Regions from separate parts of the Mus musculus genome. Here region 1 is linked to region 2. Evidence: chromatin loops called from intact Hi-C (ENCODE). Cell type or tissue: left cerebral cortex. All regions are shown on one strand. Each heading gives the region's core, and the rest is flanking DNA. Links, peaks and the distances in the headings are about the cores only.

Region 1 (9,009 bases), core at 313-8,312, 430 kb before region 2:
ACAAGCTAAAGGTGACCATTCTGGATGAGGTGTCTCCTAAGTGAAATAGTTCTGTAGGGGTTGCATGGTGGGATTTATTTCACTCCTCTCCCTTTACAGAGAGCGCCCCACCCTGCTCTCATTCTTCGCTCATTAACAGCATAAATCATGAAAATGTTAAACGTCACTGCCGCAATGGTATTTGATAGAGAATTTAAATTAGACCTCGGAGAAAAACAGTCATGCAGTTCTGATGCTGTGATTAATTTCCTGGTGTGAAGTCAGGAGTAGGAGCTGCAGTGTGGTGGTGAACACAGTTGCCTCTGACCCTTGTCCTACTGCAAAAATAGGCACACCAAGGTTGTCCAAAAATCAGAAGGGCTGGGGACAGAAAATCTTCAGGACTTAGCTCCACATCGATTCACACACACACACACACACTCACACACACAGGCACGCACATGTAGGACTTGAATTGCCTTCCTTTTCCATGTCTTTGCTGTTTTCTCTCCCCATCTCCGTACTTTTCATGTTCTTGTTCTCCTTCAACCTCATGATGTCTCCCTCTCTCTTCCTGACTGATTTCCTTAGCCATATTATCTGCTATGTGAATATCTCTCTTCCTCTTTTCTTTCTTTCTCTCCCTCACCCCCTACACACACACACACACACACACACACACACACAGAGAGAGAGATTTGTTATTTAGATATGTTCGTTCCTTTTTTCTTTTTCTTTCTTTCTCTCTCTTTCTTCCTTCCTTCCTTCCTTCCTTCCCTTCTTCTTCTTCTTCTTCTTCTTCTTCTTCTTCTTCTTCTTCTTCTTCTTCTTCTTCTTCTTCTTCTTCTTCTTCTTCTTCTTTCTTTTTTTTTTTTGTAGAGAACTGATGTTTTTAGAAGTCACAGGGTCATCTCCAGAGGTTAAGGCATGGAGGTGTGCTCTCTTTCCTCTTTTCTTCTCTTTAAGATGGCATAAGTATTTTGGAAATCATCCAGCCTAGACTGTTCTTCCCTACACCTTCTGCAAACATTCACTCTGGGAAAGTGTGTGCCTCTTTCAGACTTACACAGCCTAGCTCAGCTCAGTGTGAAACTTCCCAAAAGGGCTTTGTTTTCTTCACAGTCCATTTTCCACAAGTTTTAGCTGAAACATTTCTGACTTTTCTTTCACCTTTCTGGGTTTTGACTTCTGAGTTACTTAACATCAATCTCATCACAGCAGTGCAAAATATGATTCTGTTGTAAGCCTCATGACAGAGCACAAAAGATGTCCTCTATAGCGTATCAGGCTTGCAGAAGATGCTGGGAAGAGGATGTCCTGTCAGGTGGTGTAAGAATCTTGAAATGGGAAAGAGGAAGCAAGGGTCAAAAACCAAGGAATTGTGTACACTCGTTCTGAAATTGAGTATTTTACAGTATATGTACAATTATTAGTTAAGAAAAATAAACAGCATCATTATCACATTACCATATAATTACTATTGTTTCCTAAGAAGTTACTATGCAGTTACTACATTATTACAGGAAAATAAAACATGTTATTTCATGGTAACTATGCAATTAGTTCATGTCACCATAAAATGTACTTATCAAACAACAAAGAAGTCAAATGTTCCATTTTTCCCTCTTTCCTCATGAGTCACAATATTGTCCCTCTTAGAAATGACATAATGAGTCAATTTAATAGTGGAGAAAATATTCAGATTATTCTTTTTCCTAATCTTTTTTCCCTCTGGCGAGCAAATGAATACCTTGAAAATTATAGCTGCAAACAGCACATCAGAGGCAAGAGTAAGCAGATTCCACCCACCAAACAGGCTGTGTTTAATGAGAGAAGGAATCTTTTAGGCTGTGGTAAGAAAGCACCTTAGCGAAGCACCCTTAGTAATGAGGTGGAATGAGAAAAGGCTAAACATGTCCTTTTTTAAATCTTGTATTCAGCCTGAAACATAGAAAACAGGAACTGTCAGTGTGTTGTAATTGTCAGGTTCAGCACCCCAAGTTCACAGAAAAGCTTCTCTCCTGATTGCACTTACTTGGAAGAAGAAAATCTAGTGTTCTAGCATGGAAGTTGTCCTGGAAGCAACAGGCCAGTGGTTAAAATTGTGAGCATACTATTAGAACTTGATGAAGACTGAGGAAGAGGAGTACACTGTACTGTTTGTCAATGCCAGTATGTCTTTGCAGGCAAAGACATGAGCACAGTCATCTCTTTATACAGTTAATTGCTAGCTGCTGAAAATAATGAGAACAGGTCTATTTACTGTAACTAATTGATTTCCAATATTTCAAAGTTAATTGAGTAGAACCAGTCATTCCAAGCTTTCTTTGAGGCATGTTTTAATGGGCTCTGAATTTAAGAAATTAATGGACAGATTAGCATAATTTATTTTCACATTTGTTATTTTTCTAGAAATAGTTTTAAAATTCTCCTGAGGGGGGGAAAAAGCCCTATCCTTATTCTAGTTTTCAACTGATTTATGTATCTACATAGTACTCAGCCACCTCCTGCCATTACATTCAGGGAACAGTTCCTCTCCCTCAGTGTTCTGAGTAAAGCATCCCACTGATCTGCATTTACTAAAGTGTCTGCATTCCAGTACCCACGCTCTTCTGCCAATCAAATACAGAGCAGAGATTATGATTGTTTTCTCATATATTGTGTGTTTGTATTTGCATGCACAGTCCATAATGCATAACTATGTGACTTTTGGAGAGTATAGACTGAATGGGATCTAGGTTCCAATCTTCCTACTGTTACATACTTTGAAAGGTTATTTAAAAAAATAAAATGGGCTATGAATGTAGCTAAGCACTGAAGCCATCGCAAGGCTTTGCATTCCACAAAAAAGGGAAGAACGCAACTAATTTTTTTTTCAGTGATGAAGTTTCAAATGGTTTGATTTCAATGACTGTCAAAATGAATACACACATAATCTATAAGTATATGTACTATATAATATTACATGTAGAAAATATACATTATAAATTAGTATCATATTGTTTTGAGTTTTTGTTTGTTTCAAAACAAGAACTCACTGTGTAGCTCTGGCTTTCCTGGAATTCATTATGCAGATCAGGCTAGCCTTGAACTTATAGAGATCTGCCTGCAACTCCCTCCCAAGTGCTGAGATGGAAGTGTGTATGACTATGCCTAGCTTCATGTAATATTTTAAAAGCACAAGATAATAAGGTACTTGCAATTTTTATGCCAGCAACATGAGATTCAGATTTCTTAGGGGCAGATGCAAATAGAACCAATTTAGGATCAATCAGTGGTGATTAGAGTGGGTCTGCTGTGCTTTTCCTCTTATCACACTCAACTAAGCTCCCACCCTTTCTTATTTTCAGCCTTTTAGATATTTTGTTATACATACAACAAAGTTGACTACCACATTGGGGCTGGGGACAGTAGAAGCAGGAAGAAGGCACATACCTTCAAAACTATTAGCTTCACTACAGTTGCAGAGGTCCCTGTGCCAGAGCAAACCCTGTCCGATTCTTGTGACTATACCTAAAGTGCATTTTATCAGAAACTAAAGTAAAGTGAGTCTCTCCATGGGCCAGACAAAGAAAGGGAGCAAAGGCTTTAGCTAGGTATCAGTCTATATCAGTCTACATTACACTTGTGAAACTTACAAAAGAAACAAGATTTCTGCTCACATAGATGCTAGGTTAACAGGGAGAGGCACCCTGACTCTACACAGCTGAAGATGAAAGCCGGTACAGGCAGACATGAGGACCACATGACAGTTCTCACTGAATGGCACTTCAAAGGAAGAAATCACAGCTACCTCATGAAGTTAATACTGTGTGTAGATTGAAATTTAAAAGTACAATTAAAATGCCTAACTGGTGAGCCAAATTATTAGTCTTAAAATTCTCAAATATAGTTGGTACCTGAGTGATATGGTACTGTCAGTTGTTATCAGGCTATAGTTTATTGAATAGATGAAGGTGAAGTCTTATGATCTCTTGTGACCTATTTTTATTTTTCATATAAATATCTGATTCTTTTTATAAGTAATGTGTGTTATTATTTTGCTTCAAAGTCAAATTACCTAAGTCTTTGTTGACTTGTTGGGTATTGAATACAGGCCCTTGCTCATGCTAAGTCAGCTATCTCTCACTGGGATACATTCTCTATGTTTTATACGTCTTGATACAGTGTCTTAATATGTCACTCCAGCTGCCAGCAAACTTGTGATCCTTCTGTCTCAGACTTCTAGATGCTGGGATTACAGGTTTGAAGCATCATGCCTGATTTCTTTTCATTTTCTTGTTGGTGACTTTGAATATATACAATCCTTATATATAATTTTTATTACTTATTGATTATGTTTAAGTGGGGGCACAGCATATGTGGAGGTTAGAGGACAACATGAGCAGTTAGTATTCTCCTTCTGCTATGTGATTCCCTAGGAATTTGCCTCTGTTCTCAGTCTTAGGAGCAAGAAATTTAATAACCTAATGGTGGCATTTGAAGTACAAACGTTTTTCATTGTGATGATGTCTAAGTCATCTGCTTCTTATGCCTCTTGAATTATTGGTGTCATAACTTAAGAAATCATTGCCTAAGAAATCAGGAAGATATACAGCCACATTTTCTTTTAACAATGTTATAATTTTAATTCTCACAGTTGTCCATGATCCATCGTTGTATTTTAAGATGGTATGAAGTAGGGACTAGTACTATTCTTTACCTGAGATACCCACTTGTCCCAGCATACTTGTGAAAAGACGATTCTTTTACTAGTGGGTTTTCTTGGCACCTTTATCAAAAAACAATTGAGCATATTTTTGGCTTTCAGTTCTGTTCCTTTGATGAATATGTATATCCTTATGCTATCTGCACACTGTCTTGATTACACTAGTTTGTAAGTAAGCTTTGAAATAGGGAAATGAGAGCCCTCCAACTTTGTTCTATTTCAAGTTGTTTTGGCTATTTTGAGTTCTTTGCTTTTCTATATGTATGTTAGAATTAAACTTGAAGAATTTTTCCAAAATTATATCTGCAATTCTAAGGTGTGTTAACTCCATAGTACAACGTGCAGAATATTGTTGTCTCACCAGTTTGAGTTTCCCTATTCATGAATATGTAAAATTTTGTATACTTACTTTTTAAGATTAATTTAGTCACAAGTGTTCAAGTCTTATATATTTTAAATTTATTCCTGATGTTTTAGAGCCTTTTCTGCTGCTTTTTACCATTAGTCATTTTTATTTCACACATCTCTAACCATGACTAAGGCAGCTTTTTTTTTTAATTGGATATTTTATTGGTTTACATTTGAAATATTATCTCCTTTTCCAGTTTCCCCTCTGCAAATCCCCTTTCCAGCCCCCCTTACCCTGCTTCTATGAGGGTGCTCCCCTACCCACCAATCCACTTCTATTTCACAGGCCTAGCATTCCTCTACACTGGGGCACCAAGCCTTCACAGAAACAAAGGCCTCCTCTCCCATTGATGCCAGATGAGGCCCCATCAGCTTCTTCAGTCCTTCCCCCGACTCCTCCATTGGGATCCCTGTGCTCAGTTTGATGGTTGACTGAGAGCATCTGTATCTGTATTGGTCAAGATCTGGCAAAGCCTTTCTGGAGACAGCTATATCAAGCTCTTGTCAATAAGCACTTCTTGGTATCAGCAATAGTGTCTGGGTCTGGTGTCTGCATGTGGCATGAATCCCCAGGTAGGGCAGTCTCTGGATGGCCTTTCCTTCAGTCTCTGTTCTACTCTTTGTCCCCGTATTTCCTTTTGACAGGAGCAATTCTGAGTTAAAATTTTGGAGACGGGTGGGTGGCTCCATCCCTCAACCAGGAAGCCACGCCTAAGCTCTGGATATGGTCTCCATAGGTTCTTGCTCCCCTTTGTTGGTATTTCAGCTAATGTCATCCCCGTTGAGTCTTGGCATCTTGCTTTCCTGGCATCTGGGACTTTCTGGTTGCTATCCCCAGTTCCCCATTCCCAATTGCTACACATTTCTGTTCGATTTCCTGACCCTTTGTACATCTCCTCCCATACCTGATTCTGTCCCTCTTTTTCTCCCCCCTTCTCTTCTCTTCCTCCCAAATCCCTCCCACCCTCTACTTTTCATGCTTATATTGTTCCACCTTCTAAATAGGACTAAAGCATCCACTCTTTGGTCTTCCTTTCTCTTGAGTGTTATATGGTCCATGAGCTGTATTGTGGGTATCCCATGCTCTCTGTCTAATATCTATTTATCAGTGTGTTCTTTTGTAACTCAGTTACCTCACTCAGAATGATATTTTCTAGATACACCTATATGCCTGTGAATTTTGTGAAATCATTGTTAATCAAGGCAAGGTTCTATTCCCCAGTTCTATTCCCCAGAATGCCAGGGCCAGGAAGTGGGAGTAGGTGGGTGGCTGAGCAGAGCGAGTGGGGGGAGGGGATAGGGGATTTTCAGAGGGGAAACTAGGAAAAGGGATAACATTTGAAAGGTAAATAAAGAAAATATCTAATAAAAATAAAAAAATAAAAGAAAGTGTTCAGTCCCTGGGAGCTCTGGGAGTACTGGTTGGTGCATATTGTTGTTCCTCAAGGAGGGACTCAAGGCTTCAGCCACATATGTAGCAAAGGATGTCCTTGTGGGACAATAGTGAGAGGAGAGGCCCTTGGTATTGTAAAGGCTAGATGTCCCAGTGTAAGGGAATGTCAGGACAGGGAAGTGGAAATAGGTGGGTTAGTATGCAGGGCAAGGGGGCATGGGATGGGTGGATTTTGGAAGGGAAGTGAGAAAAGGGGATAAAATGTGAAATATAAATAAAGAGAATATCAAAGAAGAAGAAGAAGAAGAAGAAGAAGAAGAAGAAGAAGAAGAAGAAGAAGAAGAAGAAGAAGAAGAAGAAGAAGAAGAAAAGAAAGTGTTCAAATTGATTATGGTTTTAGACAAAGTCCAGGATGTGAAGGAATAGCTGAGAACTCACATCTTGATAAACAACAACAAGACAGAGAAAGAGACAGCAAACTTTGCTGGTCCTTTGAAATCTGGAAGTCTATTCCTCAGTGACATACCTTCCCAACAAAGCCATACCTTTTAATCATTCTAAATGAGTTCTACTAACTGTGGATAAAGTAATCACAGTTCTTTCTGAGACTCAGGGTAATCTCTTCATTGTAACTCCTGATAAATGAAAAAGAAAATTACATATACCCAATGTGCAATGGCACAGAATATACATTACCACTCCAAAAGAAAGGAACAGGGGCATACTGGGGAAAGAATGGCATACAGCAGAGAAAACTTCATATACCTCCATTCTTCACTGGTAGCTGTCAGGAACAGGCTTCTCTCTCTTCGGCTGGTTCTAGTTCCTTTATGTAACTCTTTGGCAGATGTCTCATGACTCTGGAATTCCCATCAACTTAGTCTCCAATACAATTCAGGCTTCACTTTCCCAGCTTCACAAAAGGACCAATAAAGTCCTTGTAGGTACTTCCCTGTCACACACCAGCCCTCCACATTACTTTTTAACTGTGGAGAAAGCTTCTACAATTCTTTTTAATCTTGTATCCTTCAGGACTCTAAAGTCATTACCCAGTGGATGCACTTTCTAATTCAGCTGAATGATAAAGGTTAAGCTTAGACCCCTACATTTGTAAAAGTTTTAATTTGTTATTTTCAGGAACAGGATGTTCCCTAAGGCATTTCTTTTCACTAGTCAGAGGCTTAGGGGAAGTGAGATCCTTCCCTGAGGACAGCCCTCCTTTTATTCTTATGCATACCAGGCCTTGACTTGATCTTATCTCTTTAGGCACAAGGCTTGGCTCCAACATTCAATTTTCTGGTGGATACTGAATAGAAATATGCAGCAGCAGGGCAGTGGGTGGTTGTGGGGGAAACCTCTAGAAAATTCCAGAGACCTGGAGTGTGAGAGGCTCCTAGGACTCAAGGGGGATGACCTTAGCCGAAATGCCCAACAGTAGGAAGATGGAACCTGAAGAGACCACCAAAGAATAGATAGCCATGGCACACAATTAAGGCATGAAGACACCCGCCAATCTTCAAAATTTTTGATCCAGAATTGTTCCTGCCTACAAGAAAATGCAGGGTCAGAAATGGAGTGGAGACTGAAGGAAAGACCATCCAGTGCCTGGCCCCACTTGGGATCCATCCCATGGGCAAGCACCACACCCTGACACTATTACAGATGCCATGTTATACCAGCAGTCAGGAGCCTAGCATGGCTATCCTCTGAGAGGTTCTACCAGCAGCTGACTGAGGCAGCTGCGATATTTACAGCCAATCATTGGACTGAGGTCAAGGACCCCTATGAAGAGTTAATGGAAAGATTGAAGGAGCTGAAGGAGCTTGCAACCCCATAGGAAGAACAACAGTATCAACTAACCCAGATCCCCCAGAGCTCCCAGAGTGTAAGCCAACAACCAAAGAGCATACATGAACTGGCCCATGGTGCTGGGAAACATCTGTGGGAGTGGATTTGCCTAATCCTGTAGAAACTTGGTGCCCCAGGGAAGGGGGATGCTTCTAGGGTGAGGTGGAGTTGGGTGGATGGGTGGGTGTGGGGATACCTTCTCAGAAGCAAAGGGGTGGGGGTGAGGAGAGACATGGAAGGGCTAAACATTTGCTATGTAAGTAAATAATATATAAATGTACTTTTTTATATTTCTTTTGCTCTTCTTTCTTTTTTATTGTAGACCTGGATAAAAGTGATTGCTGATAATCACATTACAGAATCAATATTAGACTAGCATCTTGATATCTCCCCTAAAGAGATCAGTGCATTAATTTTCAATTTAGCCTCAGGAATATTGTTTGACAAGGATAGAAAATAGTCACATTTTTCCCCCAGAATATCACAGTAATTATCATTACCTCAGTTGCTAATATTGATCCCCTCTAATATGTCTTGCTGCTTCCCCATGGTTCATAATTCTCAGCATTGTCTTCTGAGATTCTCCTAAAATGGCCCATTAAGCTATGTTTAAAGAGTTAACTACACTGCTAGTACAGAGTCACAAAGTCTTCCACATTCCTCCAAAGTAATC
Region 2 (9,009 bases), core at 297-8,296:
GGTCTGTGGAGTACAGGGAAGTCTCTCAAAGAGTATCCTGTTTGATGCTAAACCAGTCACCAAGGTAGTTAAGTGCTTCCTCCAAGGATTTGGCAGAATTCAAATGATTGGCCAGCTATATATTGATAACTGAATGGGTATTTCTAGTTGAGAGGTATGTGATCTAGCATTTGAAAGCCTCAGACCTCAGCACTGCAAGGAAATCATGAACAAATTTATACCTGTGTTGTGTTTCTATACAGAATAATAAAATTTGGATAGCAGTCAAAAAACAAAGTATTTTAATTAGATATAGATGTACTAATGTGAAAACAGCAATAGACAGGACGCTGACCGAAAATCTGCTGTTAGCTCTCAGACCGTTTCCTGAGAACAGCTAGATTTGGGGATCAGTGAGCCCTGGTACTTTCTGTAAATCTTTCATACTATTTTTTTCATCTACTCAGTTCACTGACCTCACCAACCTATTTTCTTTCCTAATGAGAAAGTGAAAATTCATAGAGATGTTGTCTTTTACAAACTCTGACATGAAGCTGAGGTGACATTTATCATTTAGACAAATGTTTGGGTTTCAAATAAATAATTTTCTTCTACTCAGCTCTATTAGTATAAACACCTTCATGAATGGGAACATTATTCCCCTAGTGATGTTTATTTTCCATCATTTCTAGAAGCATGATTTTTTTTCTTAGTACATTACTATTGCTTGCCAAACTTACAATAACAAATTTATCAGGAGGAGGAGCGTGTCTCACATAAATGCTTAGCTATAAAGGAAGGCATCACAGAAAAAGGTTTGATTTGTGAGGAGAGACAGTTCCTTATAATGCCAAGCAACAAGCCATGGTTATCCAGGACGCTGCTGCTCTGGACACAGAGATAGGAGCACACTTTTTCATGGAGTAGTGCATTGAATTTGGTACTTTCTTGAAGGCATGTAAAAATGCAAATTTTTGGGCTGAATGTTCAGTTTTGATCCCAATGGACAGTAGTGGTGATATGCCTGATTCTGAGGATAGCTTTTTACCTTGGACAAGTTGCAAACTTCTTCTAGTGATATATCAAAGGAAAAACTGTCCTCAGGAAAATTATGGTAATCACTGCAGATTTAATACGGAGAATCAGAAAGAAAAAAAAAATAAACATCCTGACTAATGTGTGCTTTGCCTGGTACATTGGTCATGTGTGCAGTAAGATTCCTACCTCAGTGTAGACATGGATGTAATAATATAACTTCACCAGTTACTGTGCTTTTCATAAAACTATTTCTCTGTGCAGCTTCACCTGTTGGGTCATCTTTATCTGAAGCCATTCATACTTGATTCATTCTGTAGACATCTTCCTTAAGATTTTAGTGCGGCTTTTTGTATAACTTTGCTTAAGACCAGGATATATGTTCAAGATCACAGAGAACTATTATGTCTGACACCAATATTTTAAGTCAAAAGTTTGACTAAGGTTAAAGTGAATATATCTATCCCTAGTTCTAGCAAAATATGAGGATACTAAGCTGAGATTCAGTCTCTTGGCTGTGACGCAGCAACTTCAGACAGGAGTTATCATCTTATGAAGTCTTCCAGATGTTCCAGCAGATGATGACAGGAACAGTGATTACTCTGAATATATTTTCTGGAATAGAATATGTCAAGCTCATGTTTTTAATTCATTATATTATTTAATGACTGAACAAGGACCAAATATTTAATATTCAAAGTTACATTCTGCAAGGAAGTTTGGCTAAAGAGAGGCTAGTTTTCCTAAAGTTCACAATGATACAGATTAATCTTTAATCAAAGACCTTCAAATTGTTATTATGAAAAGTATCCTAGGAAAATCTATTTTTATATACATCTACCACTTAAAGTCATATCCTAGGAATAAGCAACAGTCTCCAAATATGTGGATCATCCTTATATCTTAAAAAACTGTACATACGTAAATGAAATATGTTTATTTATAATTATTGTAGATGTTTCAAATTCATCATTACATGTCTACAAAGACAAAAAGATAAAAGTGAAAAGGAATGCAAACAGGTTCTGCCCTTTACTCTGGAGATAATTACCATTGAGAAGGTGGTAAAAAGGCAGGCTGTACCTTAGCAGTGCTATTATAAGAATTAGAGGGGCATCCCATCACTGTGCCATCTTTCCTATCACCTTTCCCACACACTAACCTAAATTGAGAAACTTGTCTGTTTCAAGTTTTAATCATGTTAACATTTTAGGTGAGATCCAGAATCCTTCACAGTAATGCATCCCACAGTAATAATCAGTTGGTTATTGGGTCCTTAGTCATGATGATTCTTGTGGGAACTAAGAGGGGGTGTGGGGAAGAAGTGGGGGGAAATAGCCCACATCTGGCCAGAGATCTTCCTATGCTCTTGGCAGGCAGACTTAGGAGGGCTGCCAGACACTTTCCACTTGGCCCCAGTTGGGCATCTAAGCCACTGACCCCACTCGGCAGGAGGTGGACAAGGGACAGCCTCTGACCGGGGCCCCAGGCAACACCCTGTAGCCCCGGGGTTATGGAAGAGTGGGCTGAAGGGAGAGAGGTTCCCATGCAGGTGAGAGTCAGTGCAGTGGGCCTTGATGAACAGAGACAGTCTATGGTTTTAGAGCTTTATTGTAGAAAGGCAGGGGAAAGGTGGAAAGAGAGAGACCAGCCATGGCCAAGAGGAGAGAGAGAGAGAGAGAGAGAGAGAGAGAGAGGATGAAAGAGAAAGAGAGTGAGAGAATAGAGAGAGGATAGAGGAGAGTAAGGTGGGGCCAAGCAGCTCCTCTTATGGTGTGCCATTATCTTTACTGTTGCTAGGTTACTGGGGAGAAGTGTAGCCTGAAGATCAGAAGCTTGAGACATTGTCTACATGACTGCTAGCCATGCTTCTCCTGTCAAGGCTGTGGGGGGCAGTAACTTCGACAGGAGCCAGAGTTCCAGGAGTATGAGCAAACGCCTACCAAGCCATGTAGGTGAATTATCACCACTCTGGGATTCCACTTCAGCTCAACTGGAGACCAGACTGTCTGTGTATATCCCAATGCCCCACAGATTCTTAAGTAAGTAGCAAATCAATCAAACAGAAAAATAAAAAATAAAAATAAACTTATTTGATAAATATATTATTTAATTGATAATACTTTGGCTTTTTTTTTCCAAAAGATACCACTACTAAAATGAAGATTTTTTGCAAATGTCACCATTTCTATGAAACAAAGCTGCAATAATAAAATTTGTCTTTAACTGGATTTTGAAGAAGGCCCAACTAGCCAAATCTATTGCATACATAGATATGAAGACAAACTATTTCTGCTTCCATGACAGGTTCTCTAGGTTTTGCTTTTATCATTGATCACTTACAGGTGTCATTTAAAGTAGAAACTTACTCTACCTCTTCATAATGTTAATACTCCCTTTAGCCAAGTGACCCCATGAACATTCGTTGTGCCTCCAAATATCTGTTTGAGAGAACCCTGTGGGAACAGGGCTAAACCCTCAGAAGTTATTGGAACATCAAAGATGACTTTGTATCTTACTAAAAGAATGTTATTCAGAGGGCAAGGAAGAGTTATTTATGCAGCTAGAAACTTCTCACCGAACATACTTGCTTTTCTTACTTGGGGATTTTTGTCCCTTACTATGATGGAAAAAGTGAGGTGATACACTAGAAAGAATACTTGCCTACAAACTCTTAACTACTTAACGAAGAAAGCTATTGACTATCTAATATATATCATAATTTGGCACATACTAGTGAACTTTGACAATTATTTTGGTTGCTCTTTCCACGTAATGTTCAGGGCCACCCACAGATATACATTTTATACCATCTCAGCAAGTTAAATCATCCCTAGGTGTAGGTATCATGATTTTATGCTTACATAAAACCTACAGTACTCTACAGGAATAGGTGTGGAGCCAATAAAAACTTTCAGCAATGTAGAAAATTCAAAATAAAGTCACAAAAGGCACAATATGGGAAATCGAGCTAGATCACATGTTAATCAACAGATGAATAAAGAAAATGTGGTGCATATACATAACAGAATTGAATTCTCAGTGCAATTTTCTCCAGCTGCAAAGAAAAATCAAATTGTAATTTTTTTTTCAGAAAAATGCATGGAAATGGTACCATTATACTAAATAAAATAAGACTCAGAAAAACATATACTGTTTTAGATTGTTTATAGAAACTATATTTAAGATTACACATATATTAGTGGATATAGATCATGGAACTACAAGGGGAGCCATCAAAGTTAAGCAAATTACCTTAAGGAATGAAGATTAAATGTGACTATAGTTGTATACACATGACACAAAAGCAGAAGAATTACATTCAAAGGGAGAGGTGGCAAGAGCAAGCTGCAGCACAGAAGGCATGGAGGAGGACATGGAGGAGGACAGAGAAAGTGGGTTGGAACAAAATGTAATGACATTACATTTATGAAAATGCTATAACGAAACTCATTGTTCTGTATGCTAACTTTAAAACTGTAATTTTAAGAGACTGTGTATATCCGCGGAACCAGGACAAATTATAGCTAAGAATTTTCGTTTTCACTCAAGTGACACAAGTGTTATGCTAGAAATCAGAATACTGATTTAAGGGACTACAGAGCCTAGAGAAAAATAATCTTGCCCTGTTTACTAATATAATCCAAATTGAAACAGTCTAGTACACTACATGTCCTCAATTGGTAAATAAATGTATGAAATTGCAAAAAAAAAAAAGAAAAGAAAAAAGAAAATTTAAAGTATATGTGAAATAAAACAAGCCAAAATAAAATCATATGATGAGAAATAATTTTGAAAGCAACTATACACCATAGACTCAAACAAGAGGAATTCTCATGGACATAACTCAGGGATGGTATAGACAAAATGACAAATGATAGGTACATCTGAGTACAGCCAGTAGAGGTTCACATACAGATAATTGATGTACATGCTTTATTAAAAATCTATTACTTACCCACATCTATTTATTCATTTGTTATTTCTGTGGATGCTTGAAGTGTATAGGCATACATTATCTAGTATGAGATTTATACAATAATTCTATAAATCACACTGGTAGATATTATCTTAATTTAATTTATAAAGAAACAATTCCCAGTGGTTGACTGGATTGTCAAATAATATTGATTAATGCAAATTGTTTTCCACTGATTTCTCTATATCTACATCTAGCTCTAAGTTAAAAGAACATATGTATGTATGGTATATTTCCTTGTAAGCAATTTAATTTGCCCCAAATGAATTTTACTATGTCTCTAAACCCTTTATACTTATTTAACCACTTTTCACAAGTAAACTGAACCACCTTTACCTTTTTTTTTTTTAAACTGTTCTGTTTTCTCATATTCATGGTGCTGTGTCACATAGGGACAACTTTACACAATATACTTTGGGCTGTCTTTCCTATCCCTAACTATCTTCCCTCTTTTTTGCCCTTTCCTCTCCCTATAATCCACTATGTTCCTATAGACAATTTCAGTTCTGTTTTCATGCCACAAGTACACATATGGTTTTATGTATTTATTCAAAGTCTAGAACTAACAAAGAAGAGAAAATGTGAAATTTATGTTCCAAAAAACTGACTCGATGTGCTTAACATATCAGTAACTAGTCATGTGTAGTTTCCTACAAACTACATAAATTTTGTGCTTTTTTATGGCTGAAAGATCTTCTACTGTGTCTGCATACCACATTGTCTTGATTCATCCCTCTGTTGGTTTCACAATTTGGCTATAGTGAATATTGCTATAGTAAATATTGACACACAAATATCACTATGATGTCCTGATTTGGATTTCTACAGATAAGATACCCAGGAGTAGCAAGGTTGGATCAAATGATTGTCTACTTTAGTTTTTGATTGCTGCAGTGGGTAGAGTAGTTGACATTCTCACCAGCATGAGTTCCTTTTGCCTACATCCTCTCCAGCATCTGTTTTTATCTGTTTGTTTAGTGATTGCTATTGTGATTGGGGTGACATGGAATGTAAATTAAGTTTTAATTTCCATTTCTCAGACAGTAAAGTTGAACTTCTTTATGTTTATTCTCTATGAGCAATTTATCTTTTAAGAACCATGCTCATTTCACATTTCATTAATTGATTTGGCTGGTTAATTTTTTCTTTGGCTTATTGAGTTCTCTGTATATTCTAAATCTATAAAAATCTCTAACTACAACCTCCATTAACATATCTCTATGAGATGTGTAAATGGCTAAGGTTATTATCTTACTCTGTAGGTCTTATCCTCACTTGAGTAATTGTTTTTCTTGTTGAATGAGTCTTTTCAGTCCCATGAAACACAATTGTCAATTGTTGGCCTTATTTCTCAAGTGTCTGGAGGCCTGTTCAGAAAGTCTTTGTCTCTGTTTATATCTTATCCTTAATTTTTCTTCCAGTACTTCTAGGATTCCAAGTACTAAATTAAGGTCTATGATACATTTGGAGTTGATTTCCATACAGTGTGAAAGATACAGACCTAGCCTCATTCTTTTAAATGTGAATGTCTCATTTTTAGCACCATACTTTGAAGCTCTTTTTTCTCCAATGCATATTTTGAGCACTGTTTTAAAAGCCAGGTTATCCCTGCATTTTTCTTTCTTTTTTTTTTTTTTTTTTTTTTTTTTGCTCCTGTCACACTAAACATAAAATACATCCCTCATGTTTCCACATAATCACTACTAGAATCATACCAGCATTGTTGACACCATTGCTGGTCTACCATGGTCATTTTCTACACGTTACTGTTTTCTTCTAGTCATTTGTTCATCATGAATCTGGTAGACCCAATAGAGTAAATGGATAGTGATTTGAAAGTGCTAACCCTGTGGTGGGTTTTCACTGCAATGGGGAAATTATTTGCACAATCTCTCTCTGTGCCTCTATGTTCTTTGCTCATTTCATAAAATCTAGTCAGATCAAATTTTATATTCTTCAATATTCTTAATCCACTTATCTGTATTTTATAGCCTTTGCACATCTCTATTCATTTGTGCCTTGTGTCTAGAATCATGTTGTTGTTGAAACAGTATCTTTCTATGTAGTCTGAGCTGGCCTTGAACACACAATCCCTTGCCTCAAGTGTCCCAAGTACTAGGATTAAAGGCTTATACCACCATGTTAGACTCCTAAAGCATACTTAACATGGTAGACCTCTTACTAATTTTAGTTTTCAACTTAGTGTTGCTTGAAATAAAGGCATTTTATATGAATTGTATCTAAAGGAGCTCCTTAGGATTGTATCTTTCATTATTTCTTTCACAGAATTTATCATGTTTAATATTTTAAAACTTGTGTTCTTTTCCTTTTGGATGATGAGTTCTATTAAGGATATATCTCACTTATTTACCTATTGTACCATCTTGGATATAGTGTATTAGGCATCCAAGATGTACTTATCTTGCAAATATTAACTAATATTTATATAATTGAACCAGTCAGTTCAAGCTGTGCATGTTAACAATGGAATCAAATGCAATTTGAAGTAAAATATTTTGCCCAGAGCAGCACAAGGCCTCACTAAATCTTACTTTTCACTTTCTATTGGATTTAGACAGACAATGATATACCATTTAGAAGTATTACAAAGTTTCCTAGGCCTTTACTTCAGGTATTGGGTTAGACCACTGTTGTGCATAGCCCTGGGGCTAATTATAGTTTATGTTAATTCCTTTCTACTGTGGGTGGCTGTGAACAAGGAATGAGTCAGCACTCAGGTGATTTCCTGTAACCCTGCTTCCCACCTTAATTTGTAAAATAAAGGAGAGCTGATGATGGGCAGATAAAAGGGAAGGTGGAGCAGAAGGTGGGGAGAGAAGAAGGAGAAAATGGAAGAGGGAGAGGATGCAGAAGAAGACAGTGGGGGCTGGGACACAGAGCAGAAGCACATGGCCTGGAGAAACTACAAGTTCTGAGGGGTCTTATAGATAGGGAAAATGGTAGTATAGCTATAGATCTACCCAATGTAGGCGCACAGCATGTATTCATATTAACTGTGTTGTGTTTTCATTGCCAAGGCATATTTCAGATAGATTTACTGCAACAGATCAGCTCCATTTTAGTTGAATAGTTGACTTAGATTAAGTGTTGTAATTCAATTAAAATCTTTCAGCTTCTTTCTGAATGGTTTGGTTTATTTGTCACCACACATTCCTGATAACTCATAATATTCAAAAACCAAGAAGGAACTTATTTACTCAAGGTGACAATTCCTTTTTTATTATTTAATCTTTTATTTATTTATTTTTACACTTCAGACTTTATTCCCCTCCTGGTTAACCTTCCAGACTGTTCCACATTCCATAACTCTTCTCTGCCCACTGTCTCTATGAAGATGTCCCTACCAGGGACCATCCATCCCACCAGACCTCTAACCTCACTTGGGCCTCCAGTCTCTTGAGGTTTAGGTTCATTTTCTTTGACTGAACCCAGACCCGTGAGTCCTCTGCTGAATATGTGTTGGGGACCTCATATCAGCTGGTGTACGCTGCCTGGTTGGTGGTCCAGTGTTTGAGAGATCTCACGGGTCCAGGTTAATGGAGACTGCTGGTCCTCTTACAGGGTCGTACTCCTCAGCTTCTTCCAGAATTTCCCTAATTCAATCACTGGGGTCAGCAGCTTCTGTCCATTGATTGGGTGCAAATATCTGCATCTGACTCTTTCACCTGATTTTTTGGGTCTTTAAGAGGGTAGTCATAATAGGTCCCTTTTGTGAGCACTTCATAGCCTCAGTAATAGTGTCAGGCATGGGACCTCCCCTTGAGCTGGATCCCACTTTGGGGCTGTGCTGGACCTTCTTTTCCTCAGGATTCTCTACATTTCCATCCCTGTAATTATGGAGCAATTACAAGCCAGAGTTTTGACTGTGGGATGGCAACCCCCTCCCTCACTTGATGCCTTGTCTTTCTGCTGGAGGAGGCCTCTATAAATTCCTTCTCCCTACTGTTGGGCACTTCTTAAAAAAAAAAAAATTAGATGTAGTCAAGCAGTAAAAG

What was found. Peaks named below come from ENCODE experiments on the same cell type or tissue, not always from the same donor. Only the 100,000 strongest peaks of a DNase experiment are listed, where the experiment ranks them.
Region 1: it touches region 2 in a loop (4-fold over the local background); 2 of 42 quality-filtered maps call a loop at or near these places.

Annotation. Positions count from the first base shown.
Region 1 is chr4:71,441,795-71,450,803 of GRCm38, forward strand. No RefSeq gene overlaps it. Among named protein-coding and RNA genes, the nearest start is that of Gm42298, 64 kb to the left of the region's middle. In left cerebral cortex, for the core only: no CTCF peak of the experiment used is centred there; a DNase peak (open chromatin) is centred at 4,825.
Region 2 is chr4:71,871,450-71,880,458 of GRCm38, forward strand. No RefSeq gene overlaps it. Among named protein-coding and RNA genes, the nearest start is that of Gm11232, 120 kb to the left of the region's middle. In left cerebral cortex, for the core only: no CTCF peak of the experiment used is centred there; DNase peaks (open chromatin) are centred at 4,412 and 6,446; H3K27ac peaks cover 1,110 bases.